3 separate regions of the Homo sapiens genome follow, and regions 1 and 2 are each linked to region 3. A link is a loop called in an ENCODE intact Hi-C map of the cell type or tissue named here. Cell type or tissue: dorsolateral prefrontal cortex. All regions are shown on one strand.

Region 1 (8,000 bases), 280 kb after region 3:
TGCCACCATGCCCAGCTAATTTTTTGTACTTTTTTTAGTAGAGATGGGGTTTCATCATGTTGCCCAGGCTGGTCTCGAACTCCTGAGCTCAGGCAATCTGCCCACCTCAGCCTCCCAAAGTGCTGGGATTACAGGTGTGAGCCACCACGCCCAGCCTGAGCTCAACAATTTTTCATTTAGCATTATAGCAGGTCCTCAAAAAAGTGTCATTTTGATCAACATGGTTTTGTTACAATGTTGATGAGATTTTTGAAAATTGATTCCCAGCCGAGGCCACTGTCTGTGCGGTTTGCAAGTTCTCCCCATGTCTGTATGGGTTTTCTCTGGGTACTCTGGTTTCCTCCCACATCCCAAAGATGTGTGTTGTACATTAGGTTGATTGGCGTGTCTACACGGTCCAGATCTGAATGACTGTGTGTGTGTGAATGTGTGGGCCCTATGGTGGGATGGTGTCCTGTCCAAGGTTGGGTACCACCTTGTGCCTTGAGTTGCTGGGGATAGGCTCTGGCTACCTCCCACCCTGAAGTGCAATAAGCGGGTTGGGTAATAAATGGATACAAATTACAGTAAAATAAAAATTTGTAAAGTAGTGAATAATCCTACAGATACACGACAATAAACGACGCAGTGCGAAAGCGCTCAAGGAGCCGCCACATTCGTTACTGCTCGTTTTTCAACTGCATGGTGGAAGGGGGGGCTCCTGACAATTTTCTCATTGCAAACACTTATTCCTTGACTTACCCACCACATGACTGCTGTCACTCACCGATTCACCAAAGACTGGGTAAAAAATTATCTTACTTGTTTTTATTACCGAAATGCATGTATAGCTCACAGTTATTTCCATTTTTAATAGAAGTGTTTTGGGTCTTAATCTAGAAATGTGGTGATGTTTCCTTGACTAGAAATATGTCGTAGGAATTTAGTTCTGTATTCATATCAATTAGCCCGTGGTTAAACTGGTTTCATTATCCATCGTTTCACTTAAAGTCACAGTTTCCAAGAACTTGTCAATGATGTTAAGTGAGGACTTACTGTATTTTATATCAGCCTTTCTATTTGTTTTTATAACACACAAATTTATTATTCTTGGCCACGCACAGTGGCTCAGGCCTGCAATTCCAGCACTTTAGGAGACCAAGGTGGGCAGATCACTTGATCCCAGGAGTTCGAGACCAGCCTGGGCAACATAGCGAAACACCATCTCTACAAAAAGTATTAAAAAATTAGCAGGGTGTGGTGGCATGTGCCTGTAGTCCCAGCTACTCTGGAGGCTGAGGTGGGACGATCACTTGAGCCCAGGAGGCAGGAGTTGCAGTGAGACAAGATTGTGTCACTGCATCCAGCCTGGGTGACAGAGCAAGACCCTGTCTAAGAAAAAACAAAACAAAACAAAAAAAAAACCATTATTCTCAGCCAGGCGCAGTGGCTCACATCTGTAATCCCAGCACTTTGAGAGGCTGAGGCAGGTGGATCAGCCGAGGTCAGGAGTTCGAGACCAGCCTGGCCAACATGGTGAAACCTGTCTCTACTAAAAATACAAAAATTAGCCAGGCGTGGTGGCAGCTGCCTGTAATCCCAGCTACTCAGGAGGCTGAGGCAGGAGAATCACTTGAACCCAGGAGGCAGAGGTTGCAGTGAGCCCAGATCGCGCCATTGCACTCCAGTCTGGGGGACAAGAGTGAGACTTTGCCTCAAAAAAAAAAAATCATTCTTAATAGTAATATTATATTTCATTTTACAACATACTTTTGGGGTTTCTTTTTTTCTGAGACAGGGTCTTGCTCTGTTGCCCAGGCTGGAGTGCAGTGATGCCCTCAACTCACTGTGGCCTCGACCTTCTGGGCTCAAGAGATCTTCCCACCTTAACCTCCTGAGTAGCTGGAACTACAGATGCATGCCACCATGCCCAGCTAATTTTTTAAAAAAATTTTGTAGACACGGGGTCTTGCCATGTTGCCCAGGCTAGTCTCGAACTCTTGGGCTCAAGTGATCCTCCCACCTCAGCCTTTCAAAGTGTTGGGATTACAGGTGTAAGCCACCGTGCCAGACCATAGTTTGTTTTTAATTTTTTAAAATAATTTTTAGGGTTTTTTTTCCTATTTTTCTTTCTTTGTTTCTCCAGGATGTAGTCTCAAACATATACTAGCTCAAAGGATATGATGTTCCATGGTTTACTACACTTCGCCATGTTGCTTTCCAGAAATATTGTACTAATTTATGTTTGTATGAGGGTATAACTTTCTCAAAAGCCTTGCCAGACTTTGATTTTGTAATTATAATTTGCCAGTTTAACGGCATTGCATGGTTTTGTGTTTTAACTTCTTATAATTACTAAGGAGGCTGAGTCCTCTTCCAAGGATTTGTTTTCTAGTTGTAATGCCTCTTGTGTGAACATGTTCAGATTTTTTTTTGACTGTTAATGCAGTAGAAATAGTATTGCACTTGTGGATTTAATTCCATTCTCTAGATATTCTGGATGTTAATTTTTTTCATTCATTCTATTTATCACAATTTTCCCTCTAAGTCACTTTGACTAAAGAAAGTTTTGCTCAATGGATGCAGCTCCCACTCAGGCAGATCATCAATTCAGCCAAGGTTCCTGCTGCCCCATTTTCTGGTGGCTGCACACTGTAATCCCCTCATAAATTTTCCTGAAGACAGCCTGATTTTTAAGTTCCCCAGCTCCCTAATGAACTGTATCCCAATTTGTCAAATATACCCAGCAATTATTCAATGTTATATCATGTGCTACTGGAAAAAAATCAGGGATACTATTTTCATGCTTGCCTTTCTGGCCATCTCTGATTTATATTGTGCCTTTCTATTAAGGCAGAGTTTCATGTCGTGATCTGAAAGCATTTTACAACCACTGGATCAAACTCTGAAAAGAGAAGAAACCAAAGTCAAGTTGCTATCAATGGCACAATGAGGTAGGAAGGCTGGGGGGCAAAAAAGGTCATGGATAAGATTAAAGAAATCTAAACAAAACTTAAGTATTTGAAACACTTTACAGATTGGACCTGAGGTCAATCTAATTAGCTAAAAAAAAAAAAATCCACTATCTAGAACTATATCTACTTTTTGCACGCATCACCCAAATTGTAAAACAACAACAAAAAATAAGAGCTGTACAAAATACTTAATAAATGTATTCTGTAAGCATCACACAAAATACTTGATAAAAAAAGAACCAAAAGATTTCTACCTGAAAAAAAGTTATCACGGCCGGGCCCAGTGGCTCATGCCTGTAGTCCCAGCACTTTGGGAGGCCTAGGCGGGCGGATCACGAGGTCAAGAGACGGAGACTGACCATCCTGGCCAACATGGTGAAACCCTGTCGCTACTAAAAATACAAAATTAGCTGGGTGTGGTGGCGTGCGTCTGTGGTCCCAGCTACTCGGGAGACTGAGGCAGGAAAATCGCTTGAACCCAGGAGGCAGACGTTGCAGTGAGCCGAGATCGTGCCACTGCACTCCAGCCTGGCAACAGAGTGAGACTCCGTTTAAAAAAAAAGTTATCACTGTCTGTTTCATGGCTTTTGATTATTTATTTTTTTGCCTATAAGAAAGATCCCCAGTTGGGGAAGAACACATCCCAGCACACTTCCTCTCTTTCTCAATTCTTTCTTACTTGCCAGCTTAGACTAAAAGCCACTCACCCATTCCTTCCACCCTTCCATACCTACTCTTCACTCCTTCACCTTAGCCAACTCCTGGCCACAACTATGGTCTCTGGAGAGGATCCTGGTAGACCATAGAGAAGCTACACCCAACAGCTACATATCCAACTGGTGAGAGGGAACATTTCTCCACTGTAGTAGATACAACTACATAGCAGTTCCAAGTTATAGATGCCAAATGGCTCCCATTATTATTACAGTTGGCACTTGTTGAGTACTTAGGATACGCTGTGACCCTAAAAAGCACTGCCTATGTCTTATCTCATTTAATCTTCACCAACCCCATTTTACAGATGAGGCAAAATGGAGTTTAGAAATTTGGCCAAGATCACCCAGCTAGTAATAACAGAGGTGGGGACTGACACTACAACATATGGCCTCTCAGAGGATGGGCAAATGTTTTGATGATTTGTAGCAAACTGTAATTTTTTCCCCAAGTGTGCTATTTTTAAATATAATCACTAAAAAATAATAATCTTACCCCTACTAGTTGCGGGTTGACTGTGACTTTGGGGCCAAATGCAAAAAGCCTCAATCTGCGATTTCCCAGGCAAATAGCACTAAGTACCTGTTCTTGTCCTTGCTGATTCTTCTACATGCAAATCATTTCCCTCTCAACACTGGTAAGACATTTGTAGTCATGCCAGGGGAAGGCAGTGGGGATGTGAAAGGTGGAGGTCCTGGCCTGGAAGTGGAGAGGGCTCTATTTTAGCTCCATTTCCACCACAAACTCAACTCTCGGGATCATGGGTTCCTCACGAGCGAATGGAAACCAGTGGATGATACGGTTTCTAACATCCCCTCCAGCTTTAAATTTCCAGCAATTTATGAAGCCTGGTAATGCCCACGTACTGGTGCCAGCAGTGTGGGTGCAGCACCCCCTGCCGGTGGCCTCCCCGCACTGCCCTGGAGGGAGGTCGTGGCTGGTAGAGCCACACTCCGCCTGCTGGTTGTGTGCGGTGGTGGCCCAGGCCAGGGCACAGGCATTCACGCACACAAAACTCACCCCAACGATGCTCTGAAGTATCTATTGCCATGTGTGTGCTGAAAGAAATGCACTATGATTCAGATCGGCCAAGGCTTGGAAGAGGACAAGAGGATTACAGGGTAATTTAGGAAGCACGTAGAGTTAGACGCAGCTGGACAGGCTTCTGCTTAGCCATGCTGATCGTGAAAAGCCACGATGAAAACTTGATAATTTTTTTAGCACAGCATATTCTCTTAAAGAGAGGCATATATCTGTTCTCTGAAAGTAGAAAATAAATTCTTCCATGGACTTGATGTGTTTAAAATCTAAGGCGAGTGCAGGTCCCGACCCCTCTCCATCCCCACCGCTTGCTTATCTGCTTCAACAATCTGCAGCCTGAGCCTGCTCACCTGTGTCGGCTCAACACCAGCCCAGCCACTTCATGTCTCAGCAATCTGACCTGCCCTTCAAATATCACCAGCCTCCAATGCCATTCCTGCTGGGGGCATCTGATGGGAAACACAGGTCCTTTCAACTTAAACTCGAGATAAGCACACATAAAGCATCTACCCCCTAAGGACTTTAGCAATTATTTTTAAAATGAAAAACCTGAGCTTTGAATGTAGCGCCCAAAGTAGAGCGGAGACATGGAGGAAATAATCAACTTGATTCCCTCTTCTGTCATTCACCTCTTCCAGAAACCTGGAACCTGAAGGCGAGGTTGTTTTGCCAGCACCCAGCACCTCGCCTTGCTGTTGATCACCTTCCCTAGGAGCACAAAAGTCAGAGGGGAGAAAGGATGGGAGTGCAAGGTTTGTCCACTGGGGCAGGTGGACGGGGAGGATCTCAGGCTGGGTTTGGGTATTATGGAGCCAGTATCAGGCTAACATCTCATAGTGTGGCTTTAGCCAGGCCCCAAGGGGGAATCCAATCTATAGTGAAGTTCATTTTCACAATAAGCTTTGGAGGGTATCATTCATCCAACTCAGACAGACATATTGACTTACCGATAACTTCATTAATGAAAGCACCTGCCTGGCCTGGAACCCTATTCTCTAAACCAAGGACTCCCAGTTCCCAATGTGTGGTCTATCCCCTGCAGTGCTTTTCCAAGGTCCGCCACAGTTGGCTCTACTTTCTCTCCTCCCTCCTCTCAACTTCTGAATCTTTCTTTTCTCTTCCTTCTACCCTTCCAAATGTAAGCAAAATGTAAACCAATGTAGAGATAACTTTTAATTCTTCCCCTAATCCTTTACCCCAAATCTGCTCAGAAAAAGTCTAGAACCAGAACTGACAGAGGCAGAATTCTGTGTTAGAAACTATAGGGGAGGGTGAAAGACTAAGACTAAGGTGGAGTCTCTTTTCCCAATTCTTTTTTTTTTTTTTCTTTTGAGACAGGGTCTCGCTCTGTCACCCAGGCTGGAGTGCAGTGGTGCAATCACAGCTCACTGCAGCCTCTGCCTTCTAGGCCCCAGGCCCAAGTGATCCTCCCACCTCAGCCTCCCAAGTAGCTGGGACTACAGGCGTGTGCCAGCTAATTTTTTTTTTTTTTTTTTTCGTAGAGACAGAGTTTTGCCATGTTGCCTAGGCTGGTCTCAAACTCCTGGGCCCAAGCAATCTGCCCGCCTCAGCTCCCAAAGTGCTGGGATTACAGGCATGAACCACTGCGCCCAGCCTCTTTTCCCACTTCTTATATCTAGGCTGGTCTTGTGGTTTTGTTTGGTCAATAGAATGTATGAAAGTGATGCTGTGTGACTTTCAGAGCCTGGGCCTTGAGAGGCCTTGGAGCTTGCACTTTGGTCCCTCGAAACACTGCCATGCTTGTTCTGAAAGGAAACCATTGTCACCTACCAGGGAATGAGAAGCCATGAGACAGAAAACCAAGGCGCCCAACCAACAGTCAGTGCCAACCACCAGCTGTGTGAGTGACGGCAGCTGCATGAGCCAGCCCAGGTGAGACCAGCAGAGGAACTGACCAGCCAGCAAAGAATCATGAGAAATAGTCTATCGATGTTGTTTTAAACCACTCCATTTCTGGCTGGTAGGCAGCAATAGAGAACTAAAACACACACTTTTGCCTTTGTCTCTATTGTTTATGGAATGAGATATTAGAATAGGGCTCTTTCTGCCTCCATTTTAATTGAGGCACCAATATGATAGATATCAGATACCTACATGACTGTGAAACAGACCCCCTTACACAGAATTCACAAAGGAAATTATTGAGACCTGGCTCCGTCACTCTTGGATGCCTCCTCCAGATCAAGGATATGAAAAGGGGTCAGAGTGGGCGGGGGGGGGGAGTGGGCAGATAGGTGAAGAGCTTTTGTTGGGGGAGCTGTTAATGAGCTGTAGTGTCCCCCTTAAAATCCCCCAAAGAAAGATGGGCATGCCTGTAGTCCCAGCGACTCAGGAGGCTGAGGCAGGAAAATGGCGTGAAACCGGGAGGTGGAGCTTGCAGTGAGCCGAGATCGCACCACTGCACTCCAGCCTGGATGACAGAAGAGAGTCCGTCTCAAAAAAAAAAAAAAAAGAAAGATGGGCAAGAGTTGTATCTTCTTCATTCCAAGCCCAGTCAGGCAGCTTGTGTGGACCACTTGGGGAGCTTTAAAGTAGTTTCACTACAGCTGGAACCAGCAGACATTCAGGTCCCAGAGGCATGCCTGTGACACCCAGAGTGGGCCATGACAGCAGGCTAGAGGGGCATGCAGGAGCTAGTCTGCCTTTCTGGGTTTTCCTGAGTAGAGTGTGCCCTGGGGACCAAACGTGGCCACTCAGAAGAGAGAGCTGGTGTGAGGTCTGACCGGGTCCTGTCTCACAGGGCCACCTACTGGAGAGGCAGAGAGACCCCAGCAGCAAGAAACTAGAGGTGGGCACAGGATTGCTGGGGTCTTAGAATAAATAAATCCCCAGATAACACCTGAAATAAAGATGCACCTTTCTGGCCGGGCATGGTGCCTCACACCTGTAATCCCAGCACTTTGGGAGGCCGAGGTGGGTGGATCACTTGAGGCCAGGAGTTCAAGACCAGCCTGGCCAACATGGCAAAACTCCGTTTCTACTAAAAATACAAAAATTAGCTGGGCATGGTGGCTCATGCCTGTAATCCCAGCTACTCAGGTGGCTGAGGCATGAGAATCGCTTGAACCTGAGAGGTGGAGGTTGCCGTGAGCTGAGATTGTGCCACTGCACTCCAGTGAGATTCTGTCTCCAAAAAAACAATGCATCTTTATATGTCCAGACAATTACAGGAGAGAGCTCACCAATGATGCGGGTCTCTGAAGAGCCCACCACAATGTCCAACATGTCAAACACTGGCCAGGCTCAGGGAGTGGAAAGCAACCTTTCCAA
Region 2 (8,000 bases), 800 kb after region 3:
AGTTCCTCATAGATGGTTTCTGGAAAGATAAATCCTTTGGAGAAGAAAAAGAGTGCTAAAAATGCCTGAAGGCAATGAATCACATACTGTGCTGTTAAAAGCTTTATATACGTGATTCATTCTACAAATATTTTTTAAGAATTTACTATGTGCTAGGCAGTATTCCAGACACTGGAAATAAAGTATGATGATTCAAACAGAAAATATCTGTGCCCTCATGAAGTTAGGTTCTTGTTAGTGAGGACACACAACAAAGAAAATAAGTAAAACAAATTACAGTCATGTGCTACACAGCAATGTTATAGTCAATGATGGACCACATATAGGACAATGGTTCCATAAGATTATATTGTATTTTCACTGTACCTTTTCTGTGTTTCTTTCTTTTTTTTTTTTTTTAGACAAGTTCTCACTCTGTTGCCCAAACTGGAGTGCAGTGGCGCGATCACTGCAGCCTCTACCTCTTGTGTTCAAGTAATCCTCCCACTTCAGCCTCCCAAGTAGCTGGGACTACAGCTATGTGCCACCACACCCGGCTAATTTTTGTATTTTTTGTAGAGATGGGGTTTAGTCATGTTGCCTGGGCTGGTCTTGAACTTCTGGGTTCAAGTGATCCTCCTGCCCTGGCCTCCCAAAGTGGTGGGATTACAGGTGTGAGCCACCACACCTAGCCCTTTTCTGTGTTTAAATATGTTTAGATTCACAAATACTTACCATTGTGTTACAATTACCTACAGCATGAAGTACAGTATGCTACGCAGGTTTGTAGCCTAGGGGCAATAGACTATATACCACATAGCCTAGGTGTGTAGTAGGCTAGACAATCTAGGTTTGTGTACATGAACTCTATAATGTCTGCACAGGGATGAAATTGGCTAATGATGCATTTCTCAGAAAGTATCTCCATCTGTAAGTGACATATGACTGTATATCATATGTTTTAATATGGAGAAAAAGCAGTGAGAGAGAAAAAGAAGTTTGTGTAATGGTGTGTGTTAAGTCTTAGAAAATGAAGACAATGGTTTCACTGAATCGGTGACTTTTGGGCAAATACTGAAGGAGGTGAGGAAGTATCCATGGCAACATCTAGGAAAGCATTCCAGGAACCCCAACGAGGCCAGAAGGCTGCAGCGGCAGAAGGCCTGCAGCAGCACTGGCGAGGGAGGGAGTGGAAGAAGAGCCAGAAGGCAGCAGGAGCCCGCTCACTGAGGGTCCTTCAGCCATGCTAAGGACTTTGGCTTTACACTGGGAGAAATGGGGAGGTATGGGGAGGTTCTGAGTTAGAGGAATGACATACGCTGGCTTTGGTTGTAGCAGGATCGGCCTGGCTGCTATGGTGAGGACACATGAAAGGGGGCAAGGGAGAAGGAGGGAGACCAGTGAGGAGGCTAATGTGTTAATCCAGCGGGGAGAAGATAGGGACTTGGGCCAGGGTGGCAGCTGTGGAGGTGGTAGGAAAAGATTAGATTCTGCATGTATTTTGAAGGTAGAACCAATATGCTTTTCTAATGTCTTGAATATGGAATGTGGGAAAAAGGAGTCATGGTTGATTCCAAGGTTTTGGTCAGAGCAAAAGGAAAAGGAGATGCCATTAATGAGATGGCAAGAAGGGTGGGAGGAGGAGGTTTGAGGCTGAGATCAGGAGTTCAGTTTTGAACATATTGAACTGGAGGTGCCTATTTGGCATTCATGTTGAAATATCAAGTAGGCAGTTCAATATTCAATTCTGCCAAGTGCAAGTTCAAAAGGGAAGTTTAGGCTGGAGGTACACATTTGGGAATAATCAGTATACAGATGACATTTAAAGTCAGGAGTTTAGATGAGATCATTTTCTCATGCAATTCTTAAAACACCAGCATGAGGTAGATATTATTTTAATTCCCATTTTAGATATAAAGAGATAGGCTGGAGAGGTTTAAATAGTTCACTCTAAGTCATTCAGTTAGTAACTGTAGGGACTCCAATGTTCATTCTTATCTCTAAGAGATAGTTTTCAACTTGGGCTCTGTGACAATCCTAAAAGAAAGGAAGGTTCAGTTTAAGGGGACTGTCTCTGATTTCCATCTGTACGTATTTGTTGGGGTTTTATGTACGATTTTATTTGAAAAAAAAAAAAAAAAAAAAAGTATTTATGCTGAGTGAGGTTGACTCACGTCTCTAATCCCAGCAACTTGGGAGGCTGAGACAGGAGGACTGCTTGAGCCTAGGAGTTCAAGACCAGCCTGGGCAACAAAGCAAGACCCTGTCTCTACAAAAAGAAAGAAAGAAAGAGAGAGAGGCCAGGTGCAGTGGCTCATGCCTGTAATCCCAGCACTTTGGGAGGCCAAGGTGGGCAGATCACTTGAGGTCAGGAGGTGGAGACCAGACTGGCCAACATGGTGAAACCCCGTCTCTACTAAAAATACAAAAATTAGCCAGGCATGGTGGCACGTGCCTGTAATCCCAGCTACTGATTCTGAGCTTTTTGAAGATAGAAACTCTAATTAATCTCTGTGTTTGCAGCAACTAGCCTGTGCCTGCACACAGATGTTCAACAAATGTTTGGACTGTCTGAATAATACATATTAATTGGAACAACTATAAAAATGTTAAATGTTACCTTCTCCATGGAAGAGATAGTTCAGTATAAAGCATGAAATCCAAAATCCCATCACAATTAATAACACGATAATCTTGTAAAATGAGAGCACAAGTCTGTCAGATATCAGATCTTGGGGATATAATCAATGAATGAGGCAGCGTACATCAACAACAACAATAACCAAATGGGCAAAGACATGAAGGCAACTCACACAGAAGAAATAAAAATGCTCTATAAACACTTTGAAAAAGATCAACTACTTTAGTAATCACAGAGTTGTGAGTGAAACCACATATTGTTCTTGCCTATGTGTCAAAGTTTTAAAAATAGTATCCTTTCATATTGGCCAAGGTCTGAGAAAGAGGCTCTCATGCACTGCTATTAGCAATGTGTAGCTTTCTGTAGGGTAATTTGAGAAAATGAATCCAAATCCTTTAAAATGTGCCTACCACCATACTCCACCCTCCATACCTACCCTCCAATCCCTGGAAATGTACATGCACATACAAAGACATTCTGCTTCTAGGATTTTTCCTACAGAAATATTCACAGATATGCCCAATGATACAAATCTATTCATGGCCGTACTGCTTGTGAGAAGGAAAAAATGTAAATATTAAAATCCATGATAGGATTAATTAAATTGCAGTACATACATATGATAAAAACCCATGCAGCCAAAAAACATCAATATATTGAAAGAAGCATTAATGACATGGGAAAATATTAAGTGAAAAAAGTAGATTTTACAAAAGAAGTATAGTATAACCTCTGCCTCCCAGGTTCAAGCAATTCTCATGCCTCCCTCACCCTCCTGAGTAGCTGGGATTGATTATAGGTGTGTGCTACCAAGCCTGGCTAATTTTTTTTGTATTTTTAGTAGAGATGGGGTTTCACCATGTTGGCCAGGCTGGTCTCGAACTCCTGACCTCAAGTGATCCACCTGCCTTGGCCTCCCAAAGTGCTGGGATTACAGGCATGAGCCACCATTCCTGGCCTGATTAATTTCTAAAGTTAAAAATTAGTTACTGTATGCCAGCACCTATATTAAATGTGTTGCATAGTCTCTAAATTATACATTAACCCTAAGAAATAGGTGTTACCATTGATACAGGGCAAATGAGCCCCAAAGTGGAGCTTAGTCCACGAGGGTTCTTGGCTTTGCCCAGGAAAGAAGGGCAAAGGGCAAGCCAGAGATAGAATAAAACAGCTTTATCGAAAAGGCAGTGTTACGCTCCAGTGTTGTTAAGAGTTGTGACTGCTCCTACAGAGCAAGGCCACCTGGTGGGCAGACAGCAGCATTACTTATATTCTTATATAGTTTTGATGATATGTACATGAAAATGTTTTTGTAACGTTACCTCACATAGTCAACTTTTTATGTTGTTGAACAGCATTAATAATTTCTTTTTCTTTTTTTTTTTTTGAGACAGCGTCTTGGTCTGTCACCCAGGCTGGAGTTCAGTGGCGCGATCTCAGCTCACTGCAAGCTCCACCTCCCAGGTTCACGCCATTCTCCTGCCTCAGACTCCCAAGTAGCTGGGACTACAGGCGCCCGCCACCATGCCTGGCTATTTTTTTGTATTTTTAGTAGAGACGGGGTTTCGCAGTGTTAGCCAGGATGGTCTCGATCTCCTGACCTCGTGATCCGCCCGCCTCGGCCTCCCAAAGTGCTAGGATTACAGGTGTGAGCCACCGTGACTGGCCAGCATTAATAATTTCTAATGGTTGCACCTAACACCAGGTCTGACAAGTAACTCTAATGTTAGTTCACCCGATGTACAAAAATTACAAATGTTTACTGAGTGCTTACAGTGTGGTATACTGGGGACATTTCAATGAATAAGACAAACAAGGTCCCACTGATCATGAAATCTCCATTCTCGCAAGGGAAGACAGAGAATTTTTAAATCCATGAGAAAGGTATTAGGATTATACCTATTTGAGTATTTGAGCCACCGAGAGGTCAGGGAACTTTCCCAAGAGCAACCAACTGGTAGGCAGGTGTTACAGCAGATTCCAACCCTGGCAAGCTGTCGTCATGATAGCGTTCTTAGTTCCTGCTCCACTGGCACCCAGAGGGTGGAGGGTGTACTTTCAGTTGGAGGAAACATTAGGGTGAGGCCAGATTATAAAAATCAGGTAGAGGCATTAAACAATTTAGCAAAGAAATCCGGGAAGAGGGAGAGGCAGCCCTTGTGATATGGTATATTGGGGATATTTCAATGAATAAGACAAACAAGGTCCCACTTACCATGAAATCTCCATTCGCAGGGGAAGACAGAAAATTTTGAAATGCATGAGAAAGGTATTATGATTATCCCCGAGTGAGCCACAGAGAGGTCAGGGAACTTGCCCAAGATCACCCAACTGATAGGTGTTAAAGCAGATTCCAACCCTGGCAAGCTGTGGCTGTGACTGGCATTCACAGCTCCTGCTCCACTGGCACCCACCAAGTGCTCTGGGAATTCAGAGGACAGGTCAGTTAGAGCTGGAATAGTTGTATTCATTTACTTTTTAGACCCTGTAGCTCCCATCCTATCTCCACCCCCATCATGAAATTGTGGTAGATAATTGTCCACAGTTTAAAAAGTTCTTTCACATGATTTCTATTGAAAAACTCACAGTGACTTTGAAGCAGAAGAGTAGGGCAAGGGCCCTCCTCACTGAATAAATTCCCACGGCAATGCTGGTCATTTCAACTATCACAAACTCCTGGCAATGCTCATTTCAACTCTCCTAGGGACTGACACTCCTGATCTAGATGGATGACTGCTGTGTGTCTTTCCAACTCGAGTTGTCTTAAGTCTGTGATTCTAGAGACTAATAATCTACTTCATCGTTTTTTCTTTTCCAAAAATCTGTTCCTTACCCATTTATATTATTTTTTCAGCGTTTTCTACTGGGAGAAGGGAGGAAAAATGAAAAAGAACTAAAATAATTCAATTATGTTTAAGCAGCTTTTTGAGAATAAGCTTTTTGAGTATGTATGAATTAATGTTATGTTCTCTTGTCCCCTGTATCACAAAAAAGCTGCAGGATTTTTAGTGATTTTAAAATCTGTTCCATTTTTAACTTTCATAAACTAAGGAGAATGTTGTAAAATTGAAGTACATTGTACTCACCCTTCTTTAATTGGAACCAGTGCAATGGGTTAAGATGTTTTAAGCATTTTAAAATATAGGGTCGTATCTGTAAGAAAACAGAAATCAACATAGATTTAAACTCTGTCTATTCTGTTAAAATCAAAGCCAATCATATTTCCTCAAAAGTAGGGTACTATGTTCCTAATTCTTCTCCCCTTCAACTCACTGCTGCTATAGCAAAGTTACAGCTGCAACAACTGACCCAAGTCATTTTCAGTGGCTCAGTATTTGCTGAGTAAACAGTTAAATAATTTTTCCTATGCTTATCAGTGCCTGGCATATGTAAGTGCTGTTAGCTGCATCATCATCTTCATCATCACCATCATCGTCGCCCTCATCATGCAATTTTATATTTACTGCTGCCCACACCCACATATACAAATGACTGTCTGCCCTATAGCCTACTGTCTATGAGAGCAATTTAAATCAAGTAAGATATAGTTCAGGTTGCTAATATTAAGAGCTGAAGAGAAAAAAAAAAGCAAGGGGACAGAAGTATGGGTGGTATTTGCAGGTGAGATTTTTGAAGATGGCTAAGAAAAGCCTCTTAGAGAAGGTGACATTTAAGAAAGGTTCTGCAGTGAAGGAGTAAGACATGATCTGGGGAGAACTTTCCAGACAAAGTGAACAGTAAATGCAAAGGCCCTGGGGTAGGAGTCTGCCCAGCCTGTTTAAGGAAGAGTGAGGCCAGTGGGGCTACAGGTGTGAGTGTGAGAAGTCAGACATGAAGCCAAGTCATGGAGGGCCTGGCAGGTGGTAGGACTTTCGTTTTGTACTGAGTGACCTAGGGAGATCCTGGAGGGTTCTGGGGAGAGGAATGACATGACCTTACTCAGGTTTTAAGAGAATTACTCTGGTTACTGTGTTGAGAACATTGTGAAGGTGAGGGCAGGTAAAGGAAAAAACAGTAAACATTTAAATATCACTATCCTATAAACTATAATGGGATAAGATAAAAAAGATATAGACAGAAAATCAAGGTAGTCTCTGGTGACTGCCCACTTGTCTGTTCTGGTCACTGTGACTGCACACAGAGACCAAATCTCCCAAATAAAAGTCAGGGTTGGTAAACAGTGGTACATGTGGCTATAATAGCTAAATACTTCTATTTGGTTATTTAAATTCTCCTAAAACATAAAAAAACAGAATTGGTTTCCTAAATTACAGTTTTTGGCAGTGACTAAAGGTCACAATAAAGAACAGTAAGGCCCAACTTCCCATAGTTGCTTTTATTTTTCCCTAAAAAAAAGAGTCCATTTTCTTATACAGACATTCATTTATGTAAGACCCACATCAGGCTTTTTCTAAAGTGCCAAAACCCGTGCAATCCCCATAACTTCAGGTGAGAATTATAATGGGCAGAAGAATGTATCAACTAAAATACTCAAGGCCATCTCAAATCCTGAAGAGTCCCTGGTTTCTGTGACAAGGGGGAATTTTGCTAGCAAATAAGTAAAATCCAGGTAAATATGCTCTAAATCTTCATCTTCAGGTTCTTAATTCTTTAACATATTGTATCAGATTTTGTATTCAAATCTAATTATATTTTGTAAAAAATGTTTTAAAAATTCCTAGATAAATTTCATTCATTAATTTTCTATTTTATTCTCTATACCCTTCTTTGTTTTGTCTGTCTTCTTTTCTTTCCACAAATTCCCAAGGACAATCCCTAAAAAAACTATTAGTCCCAGTGTTCGGTTGGAGATAAATTTATTCCAACAATCCTCAGGTCTGTGGATGTCTAGAGTGTAAATCTGCAAGAGAGGAATACAAAGTTGTATTAATACCTAGTCTGGACTTTGGGTCATAACAAATAAACATGTTAACACGGAGGAGAAAACAGCAAATACAAAAAATACAAATATAAAAAATGAAAAATTAGCTAGGCACGAAGGCACATGCCTGTAGTCCCAGCTACTCAAGAGGCTGAGGTGGGAGGATTGCTTGAGGCCAAGAGGTCAAGGCTGCAATAAGCCATGATCACCCTACTGCACCCTCCTAGCCTGGGTGAGAGAGTGAGACTCTATCTCAAAAAAAAAGAAAAAGAAAAAGAAAAATTTACCATATTTTTCACTTGGAATCATCCAAGCTGTTTCTTAAGAATTTTCGGTTGAGGGTTGCATGAATGCTTGTGAGGCAACCCATACTGTTTTTAGTTCTAACGATTTAGAACGTTCTTCCTTATACTGACTGATCTAAAGTCTGTCTCCCTGCAACTCCTACCCTCCAGTTCTGGTTTTAGCGTCTGCAGCAAAGTTTCTCAATGGAGAACA
Region 3 (8,000 bases):
CCTTCAGTTAATCTGTTCAGGTGCTGTGACTCTTCTCCAAAGGCTGAGAAACTAATGGTGATTACTCTTACACCAAATCTAAATTCCACGGGATTTATATATATATATTCCAGATTTCTCACCAGTTTTGTTCTATCTGTCCTAGTAAGCGCCATCTCTCTTATCACAGGCCTGTATCCCATTTCCCACTCTAACTTGCTCCATTCTAGGCTGGGAGTATGACATGTTTAGGGTCTGGAGGTAAGAGCAGATATCTTGGGCTGATTAAACCATAGGATTCCATTTGTCCCATTATCTTCTTTGTGTTTTTATTTTTTTGATACAGGGTCTCACTCTGTCACCCAGGCTGGAGTGCAGTAGTGCGATCTCGGCTTGCTGCAGCCTTGACCTCCTGGGCTTAAGCAATCCTCCCACCTCAGCACTCTTGAGTAGCTGGGACTACAGGCACACGCCACCACGCCCGGCTAATTTTTGTATTGTTTTGTAGAGATAGAGTTTCACCATGTTGCCCAGGCTGGTCTCGAACTCTTGGACTCAAGTCTGGCGTTCAAGTGAACTCCTGGGTCCACCGTGCCCAGCCCCATATCATTTTAATTCGTGTTACCAACAGCTTGTCCTTTGGGAAACAGCTCAGTTCTCGGTATGGGCTGATGGGAGGAAGTGGAGGAAAGGTGTAGGACAGAACATGGCTCCATCCTTCTGCATTCATAAGTACTTAATAAAGCTCAGAAGTGTAGGATACACTGCCATTCTCTTCTGTCAAGTACAGTTACGTATTTTTTAAAATTTTATCATGGAAAAATTAAAACATACATAAAAGAGATAATAATATAGTCAACCCCAGGGTGCCCATCTTTTAGCTTCAACAGTCATCAAATCAGGGCCAAATTCATTTCTTCCATCCCCACATCCCCCTGCTGACTTTGCTGCAAATCTCAGACATCATTTTTTGGTGTTTCTGACACACACACATCCTTTGATTTTTCACAGAGGCCAGTGCTGCTGAGGAAGCAGATGTGCACGTAGCTGTGGTGGTGAGACCAGGCAACGCAGGATTAACAGATGATGAGAAGACTTACTACAGCCTCATCACATCCTTCAGTGAACTATACCTGCCTTCCTCAACCTAGAGAAGGGTTGTTAAGGCAGACCGCCCTGTTCCCCAGAGTTGTCCCTGTAGTGTCTAGGTTTATTCTAATGGTAAAAGTAACTTACTTAAAAAACATATGTACACATATGTATGCAAGTATGTATATATGTGTATGCTCAGATTAACTTCCATAGGTACATAAGTGAAAGAAGTCTCAGTTCAGTGAACACAAAACTTATTTAAAGATGCTTTATATGTAGAAATTGTTTCAAATCATACTCTAACCCTTAGTGAGGGCAAAGTGTAGTTGGTAGAAGAAATTGCTAAATACCTATCTAATGTGCTATGTTTATCAAATCGTGTACTAAAATGGAAAGCTAGTTTTGAGAAATTATTCAGAAGCCTTGTTATTTTAAAAATGAAATATTTCAAAGACTGAATATTTTCAAAGAAAATGAATAATTCATTGCCCTTGTGATTTAGAAGATTATAACAGCTGTATTTCATATTTGCCTCCTTATATATATCAAAGACCAAGGTATTTCCTTCTGCTTCAAAAGAACAAAATTGGGAAAGAAAACTCACTTGAGTCTTGATCAAACAAGTGTCTTTTACTTAAGAAGAAACTTGGTAATCATTGTGGCACCCACAGCAAGCAGTTGCCTTACCAGTGAAAAAGGTGCACTGAGGTAACATCTAAAACAGAGATGTGGTTCTTAATGTTTAACAGAACAGTTCTAATCCTGCCACGTGTTATCATTATAGATTTTATAGTTGCCTTTCTAACTACTTAGCACAGTTTGAGAATACGTTAATTGCTATTTACTATTTAAAAAGTTTTACTGAAATCAGTCCATAACATTAAGATGAGCCCTAATATGTAAGATTTTCCTCTGGAATGGATGTGAGAAATGTAAATTTTATAACAGCAGTATTTATCCTGGTTTAATTCTAATACGATGTCATGTTAATTTCATGTTGTGATTAATAAAAGCATTTTTTCTTCACTCAGTTTTATATAGGTTCCTGAACTCTATCCACATGCCGCCATAGCAAAAGAGAAACTGAAAAACAAGAATATTTAGCTCTTATCTTAATCGTGTATCATGTGTGTGTTTTAATGGAGTGCCGGTGGCAATTCATGGTTATTATTTGAGTTATGTATACATATAAGGTTACTATTCCATTTGGATAGTAAGCATTCAGGATATGAGTGGAGTTCCTTATATTTTTGAGAATCTTAACTTTGAGGTCTCTAAGGTAATGCTTGAAGGAGGGAGTTACTCTCCTAACTAATCAAGAAAAACTCACGAATCCTGGAGGAGCAATTTTAGAAATGCTTTGAATAAGGAAAAAGAAGTCTTAGAACTATGAGAGGACAGGGGATATAAAAGATTTTATGTTGATAATTTTGATCTAGTAGCCAATTAAGAAATCTAGGGTCTATGAAAATATATGAATAAAAAAGAAAGGAAATGAGTTTAGGTACATCTTAGAAATGGGAATAATTTGTAAATGATGATAAAACCACAAATAGTAATAAAAGGATGAACTTAATACCTTTTTTGGAAAGCTCATAGGCAGATGGCAGAAAGGGGTATATCTTAATGTTATTTAAGGAGTAGTTGGAAAATGAAGAAATGAGAAGATTAGGCACTAGGATCTAGATTAGAAAGGAATTGAATAAAAAGGAAGGCACACAGCATCTAGCCAGCAAAGGATTGAGGTGGAGAGGCATTTTACTACCCATGTACACTGAGTAAGGAGGACAGAAAATCAATAGATTTCAGGAATTAAGAGAAAATTGAAGTATCAGATTTATTTTGCAAAGTAAGGGAAAAACTAGTTGAATGGAATCGTTTTTAGATCCTAGGAAAACCATTCACAAATGATGGAGAAAGGTCGTAGGAAGAATTTGAAAGATAAAGTAGATTGGCAAGAGAGGAAAAATACCTATCTAAGAATGTAAGCAGTGATACACAATGTATACATGTATTGAAACACCACAGTGTACCCCATAAATATGCACAGTTATGCATCATTAAAAAACTTTTTTTAATGTGGATAATGAGCTAGAAGATGAAGTCAGATGAATTCATAGTCCTTATGAGGGGAAGGAAGGCAAAAAACCTCTGGAACTTCCAAAAAGAGGACAAAGGCCTCAGCCTCTTGTTTGCAGAGAATATGGAGGACAAAAGCGTCTTAAAGTTGTGGCTCTTTTTATTCCTGTTTATTAATCCAGATGTACCTCTGTTGTTCTCTTTCCTACAGTGGCGCTGATTTCTAATCTTGGGTCAAAGCCCAGGTTGGTTTTTTAGAAGAGAAGCCCTTAACAGAAGATTCTCTAATCTTATCAACATTTCTGGAGTAGCAGGACTTCTTTTTGGTCTGGAAAGCGGGTTTTAGTTGCTACGCAGAATGTCAAATGTGTAGTTGCACAAGGAAAGGTTGAAAGCCACTGGCTTATTGCCAGGGCAGATGCACGGCAGCCTTTCCCCAGCAGATGGTGCTGTTTCTCCAGACTTGATATGAAGTGTGAGGCTCCACCCCTCCTCCCCCCCTCCCCCAACCCCCGCCCCGTCGCCCGCCAAATACAGCAGATGGAGCTAAGAGAGAGAAAACTATATTTTGTTTATCCTTACAAGCCAAAAGCTTGATGTTGCAAGAGTTGGAGTAGTTTGGAAAAAATGGCAGTAATCCTGAATGAAATCCAACTATCTAATATTCCTTTTCCTCAATAAAAAATTAGTGATTTTTAGCCCCTTTTTCCAGCGGCAGTGTTAAAAAGGGATTGTTTTCAGGGCTTTTTTTATTCCCACGAGTACAAAGTTGAGTATAATATATTCCAAAAGTTTGTTAACCTACCACCTGTGCCCAGATGGCAAAGTGATATTATCCTCAACCTAATATTTAAGAATAACGTGGAGTTTTTACTAAAACACTTGGAGTAACTGACAGAAGTAAAATTTCTACCTTACAAATTCAACCCAAATTTATTCCTTAAATATTTATTAAGCATTTACCTTGCATCCCAGATCTGCTATGAGGGGACAAAGTTCCTCTCTACTCCCATTGTGCATACATTTTTCGAGAAGAGAAACAATGGTGACTAAGACAAGAAAAAATTAGATACTAGTAAGCGCTCTGCAGAGAACACAGGGTAGAATAACTTTACAGGAGGGGTGATGAGAAGGTGACATCTAATCTAAATGACATGGAAGACATGTAGGAAACTAGGAGAACTGGTGTTCCATGCAGATGGAACAGCATAGCACAGATCTAGGGCAAAGCTTGGCCTTTTTCAGGAATTGAGAGCCCAGTGGCTGGATACCATCAGAGAAGTGGGCTGAAGCCAGATGATAGTGCTTTGTACTCCAGTAAGAAGTTTGAATTGTATTCTAAGTATGGTAAAAAGCCCCTGGAGGACTTTGAGCAGAAGATAACCTGAGTGGTTTACATATTTAAGGAATTCTGTATGGAATGGAGAATGGTTTATAAGTGGGCATGACTGCATGCAGGAAGGTGAGTTAAGTATATCAGGGTTGAGTGCTGCAGGCAAAAATCACAAGGAGTTAGGTGTATACAACATCAGTGGAAGAACTGGGAGAAGAGTCAGGGCAACTACCACTGGACTGTGGAGTTAGAGGACACCTCACAGTGGTTAGCTCAGGAAGCCTGCTACCATTGCCACTGTAGCTCATGCCCACGACGCTGGCCAGACTCTGGAATGCCAGGCCCCATTGCTGCAACCTCTCCAAACAGAACACTTCCATCTCTTCTCCAATTAGGGGGTAAAATTGGCACTTGAGAGAGTCAATCTACTGGGTCTGAGAAGGCTGTTGTAGTAATGAAGGTAAGGGATGGTGGTGGCTTGCCTTAGGGTGGTAAAAGCAGAAATAGAAGTGGAAAGATTCAGAATAGGTTTTAGACATGACAGTGACCACTTATTGATTGATTGGATTTGAAAGGGTAACTCTTACATTTTTAGCTTAAGCAACTGGATAGATGATACTACTGGAAAAATAGCAGTGCTGCTGATAATAATGTAAAGCCAATGTAGATCCTGATGTCAACATGACCGAAGAGCAGTTGGATATAAGTCTAGAGTTCAGAATGCTGGCCTGGCTGGAGATCAGATTTGAGAGTTCACTGGCATAGAGATGCTATTAAAAGCCATGGGATGGGGTTGCTTAGGAAGAGTCTGTTGATAGAGAAGAGAGCCTAAACAGCCCGTAGGCTCCAACACTAGAGGTCAAGCCAAGCAAAGAAACCAGCAAAGGAGATGGGAAAGTATTGGGCACTGAGGAAGGAAAACCAGGAGAGTGGCAGGGGAGCCCATTAAAGAAGGAACTATTCAAATTTATCAATTGCTGCTAAGAATTCAGTTGAGAATAGCAGTGGCCCTGCAGTCTAAGTGGAGTGGTGGGAACAGAAGTAAGATTAAGTTGAGGAGGTCAGGAGGGCCTATGAGGTCTAGCTAAAGATTTATCCATTTTGTTGATCTTTTTAAAGAAGAACATTTGGTTTTGTTGATTCTCTATTTTGTTTATTTCCACTCTAATCGTATTTCCTTCTGCTTGCTTTGGGTTTAATTTGCATTTCTTTTTCTAGTTCCTTAATGTGGAAACTTATGTAATTGCTTTGTGAGTTTTTTTTTTCTTTTTTTTTTTGAGATGGAGTCTCGCTCTGTTGCCCAGGCTGGAGTGCAGTAGTGCAATCTCAGCTCACTGCAACCTCCGCCTCCTGGGTTCAAGCGATTCTCCTGCCTCAGCCTCCCAAGTAGCTGGAACTACAGGCACCTGTCACCACGCCTGGCTAGTTTTTGTATTTTTAGTAGAGACAGGGTTTTGCCATATTGGCCAGGCTGGTCTTGAACTCCTCACCTCAGGTGATCAGCTCGCCTCGGCCTCCCAAAGTGCTGGGATTCCAGGCGTGAGCGACTGTGTCCGGCCATTTTCTTTTTTTTTTTTTTTAATGTAGGCATTTACAGCTCTGAGTTTCCCTCCGAGCATTATTTTCACTGTATCCCATAGGTTGAGGTATGTTGTGTTTTTGTTTTCATGTGTCTCAATATATTTTCTAATTTCCTTTGTGATTTCTTCCTTCACCCATTGGTTGTTTAAGTGTTTAATTTCCACATATTGTGAATTTTCCAAATGTCCTTCTGTTACTGATTTCTAATATCATTCCCCTATACTTAGAGAACATACTTTGTATGATTTTGATCTTTTAAAATTTAACAAGACTTTTCATGGCCTAACTTATAGTCTATCCTGGAGAATATTCTTTGTGCACTGGAGAAGAATTTAAATTCTGCTGTTATTGGGTGGAGTGTTCTGCGTGTATGTCTATTAGGTCTAGTTGGTTTGTAGTGTTGTTTGAATCTTCTGTTTCCTTGTTTACATTCTGTCCAGTTGCTCTATTATTGAATGTGAAGTATTGAATGCTCCCTCTCTTTTGTTAAATTGTCTATTCTTTTCTTCAATTCTCTTTAGCTTCATCTATTTTGCTGCCCTGTTGTAAGGTGTGTATATGTTTATAATTGTTATAGCTTCTTGCTAGCTTCTTTAACATTATAATGTCCTTCTTTGTCTCTTGTAACAGTTTTTGTCTTAAAGTCTATTTTGTCTGGTATTACTGTAGCCACTTCACCCTCTATTTACATGGAATATCTTTTTTTTTTTTTTTTGAGTCAGGGTGTCACTCCGGGGCCCCAGGCTGGAGTGCAGTGGCAAGATCATAGCTTACTGCCTCAATCTCCCAGGCTCAAGCGATCCTCCCACCTTAGCCTCCTGAGTAGCTGGGACCACAGGTGTGCGACCTCACACCTAGCTAATTTTTGTATTTTTGTAGAGATGAGGTCTCACTCTATTGCCCAGGCTGGTCTCAAACTCCTGGGCTCAAGCTATCTGCCTGCCTTGGTCTCCCAAAGTGTTAGGATTACAGCCCGGCCGAATTTCTTTTACCATCCTCTTTCTATTTATTTCTGTCCTGAATCCAAAATGTGTCTTTTATAGGTAGTATGTAATGGATTATGTTTTCAATTCATTATGCCAGCCTCTGCCTTTTAATTGAAGAGTTTAAGCCATTGACATATAATTACTGACAAGCACTTAATTCTGCCATTTTGCTATTTGATTTCTATATATATATATATGTATTTTTTTTTTTTTTTTTTTTTTTTTTTTTTTTGAGACGGAGTCTCGCTCTGTCACCCAGGCTGGAGCGCAGTGGTGCAATCTCAGCTCACTGCAACCTCCACCTCCCAGGTTCAGGCGATTCTCGTGCTTCAACCTCACGAGTAGCTAGGGCTACAGGTGTGCACCACCACACCTGACTAATTTTTGTAATTTTAGTGGAGATGGGGTTTTGCCATGTTGGCCAGGCTGGTCTCGAACTCCTGACCTCAGGTAATCTGCCTGCCTTGGCCTCCCGAAGTGCTGGGATTACAGGCGTGAGCTACCATGCCCAGCATTGTCATCTCTTTTAATATATATTTTTGAATTTTTTTTTAGTGATTTCCCCTGAGGGTACAATTAACATATATTTATAACATTCTAGTTCTGATTAATACCACCTTAGTTTTTGTTTGTTTGTTTTAAGATGGAGTCTCACTCTGTCCCCCAGGCTGGAGCACAGTGGCATGATCTCAGCTCACTGCAGCCTCCCCCTCCCGGGTTCAGGCCGTTCTTGTGCCTCAGCCTCCCTAGTAGCTGGGATTACAGGCGGGAGCCACTGTGCCTGGCCACTACCACTTTAGTTTGAATAGTATACAAAACTTTGCTCCACATAACTCCATTCTCCACCATTTAAGTTGTTATTGTCACAAATTACATCTGTATATATTGTGTACCCATCAACATAGATTTATTACTATTGCTTTATGCAGTTGTATTTTAAATCAGATAGG

Evidence for each region. A loop is a pair of places that touch in the nucleus more often than their neighbours do. Peaks named below come from ENCODE experiments on the same cell type or tissue, not always from the same donor. Only the 100,000 strongest peaks of a DNase experiment are listed, where the experiment ranks them.
Region 1: a loop joins it to region 3, with 5 times the contacts of the local background. A loop is called at or near these places in 84 of 110 quality-filtered maps.
Region 2: a loop joins it to region 3, with 13 times the contacts of the local background. A loop is called at or near these places in 53 of 110 quality-filtered maps.

What each region holds. Positions count from the first base shown.
Region 1 is chr4:82,734,913-82,742,912 of GRCh38, forward strand. All of the region lies in intron 1 of SCD5 (stearoyl-CoA desaturase 5), which reads right to left. Among named protein-coding and RNA genes, the nearest start is that of MIR575, 15 kb to the right of the region's middle. RefSeq lists a silencer at 4,605-4,694. In dorsolateral prefrontal cortex, CTCF peaks have their summits at 4,590 (motif pointing left), 4,792 and 7,501 (motif pointing left); a DNase peak (open chromatin) is centred at 4,569; H3K27ac peaks cover 4,815 bases.
Region 2 is chr4:83,256,883-83,264,882 of GRCh38, forward strand. It overlaps COQ2 (coenzyme Q2, polyprenyltransferase), which reads right to left. Exons shown (of 7, transcript NM_001358921.2): 7 at 6,942-7,481. The coding sequence ends at 7,317. Among named protein-coding and RNA genes, the nearest start is that of COQ2, 24 kb to the right of the region's middle. In dorsolateral prefrontal cortex, a CTCF peak has its summit at 3,841 (motif pointing left); a DNase peak (open chromatin) is centred at 3,849.
Region 3 is chr4:82,458,991-82,466,990 of GRCh38, forward strand. ENOPH1 (enolase-phosphatase 1) reads left to right here. Exons shown (of 6, transcript NM_021204.5): 6 at 991-2,187. The coding sequence ends at 1,130. Among named protein-coding and RNA genes, the nearest start is that of ENOPH1, 32 kb to the left of the region's middle. In dorsolateral prefrontal cortex, CTCF peaks have their summits at 3,588 (motif pointing right), 3,808 and 5,326; a DNase peak (open chromatin) is centred at 3,591; H3K27ac peaks cover 576 bases.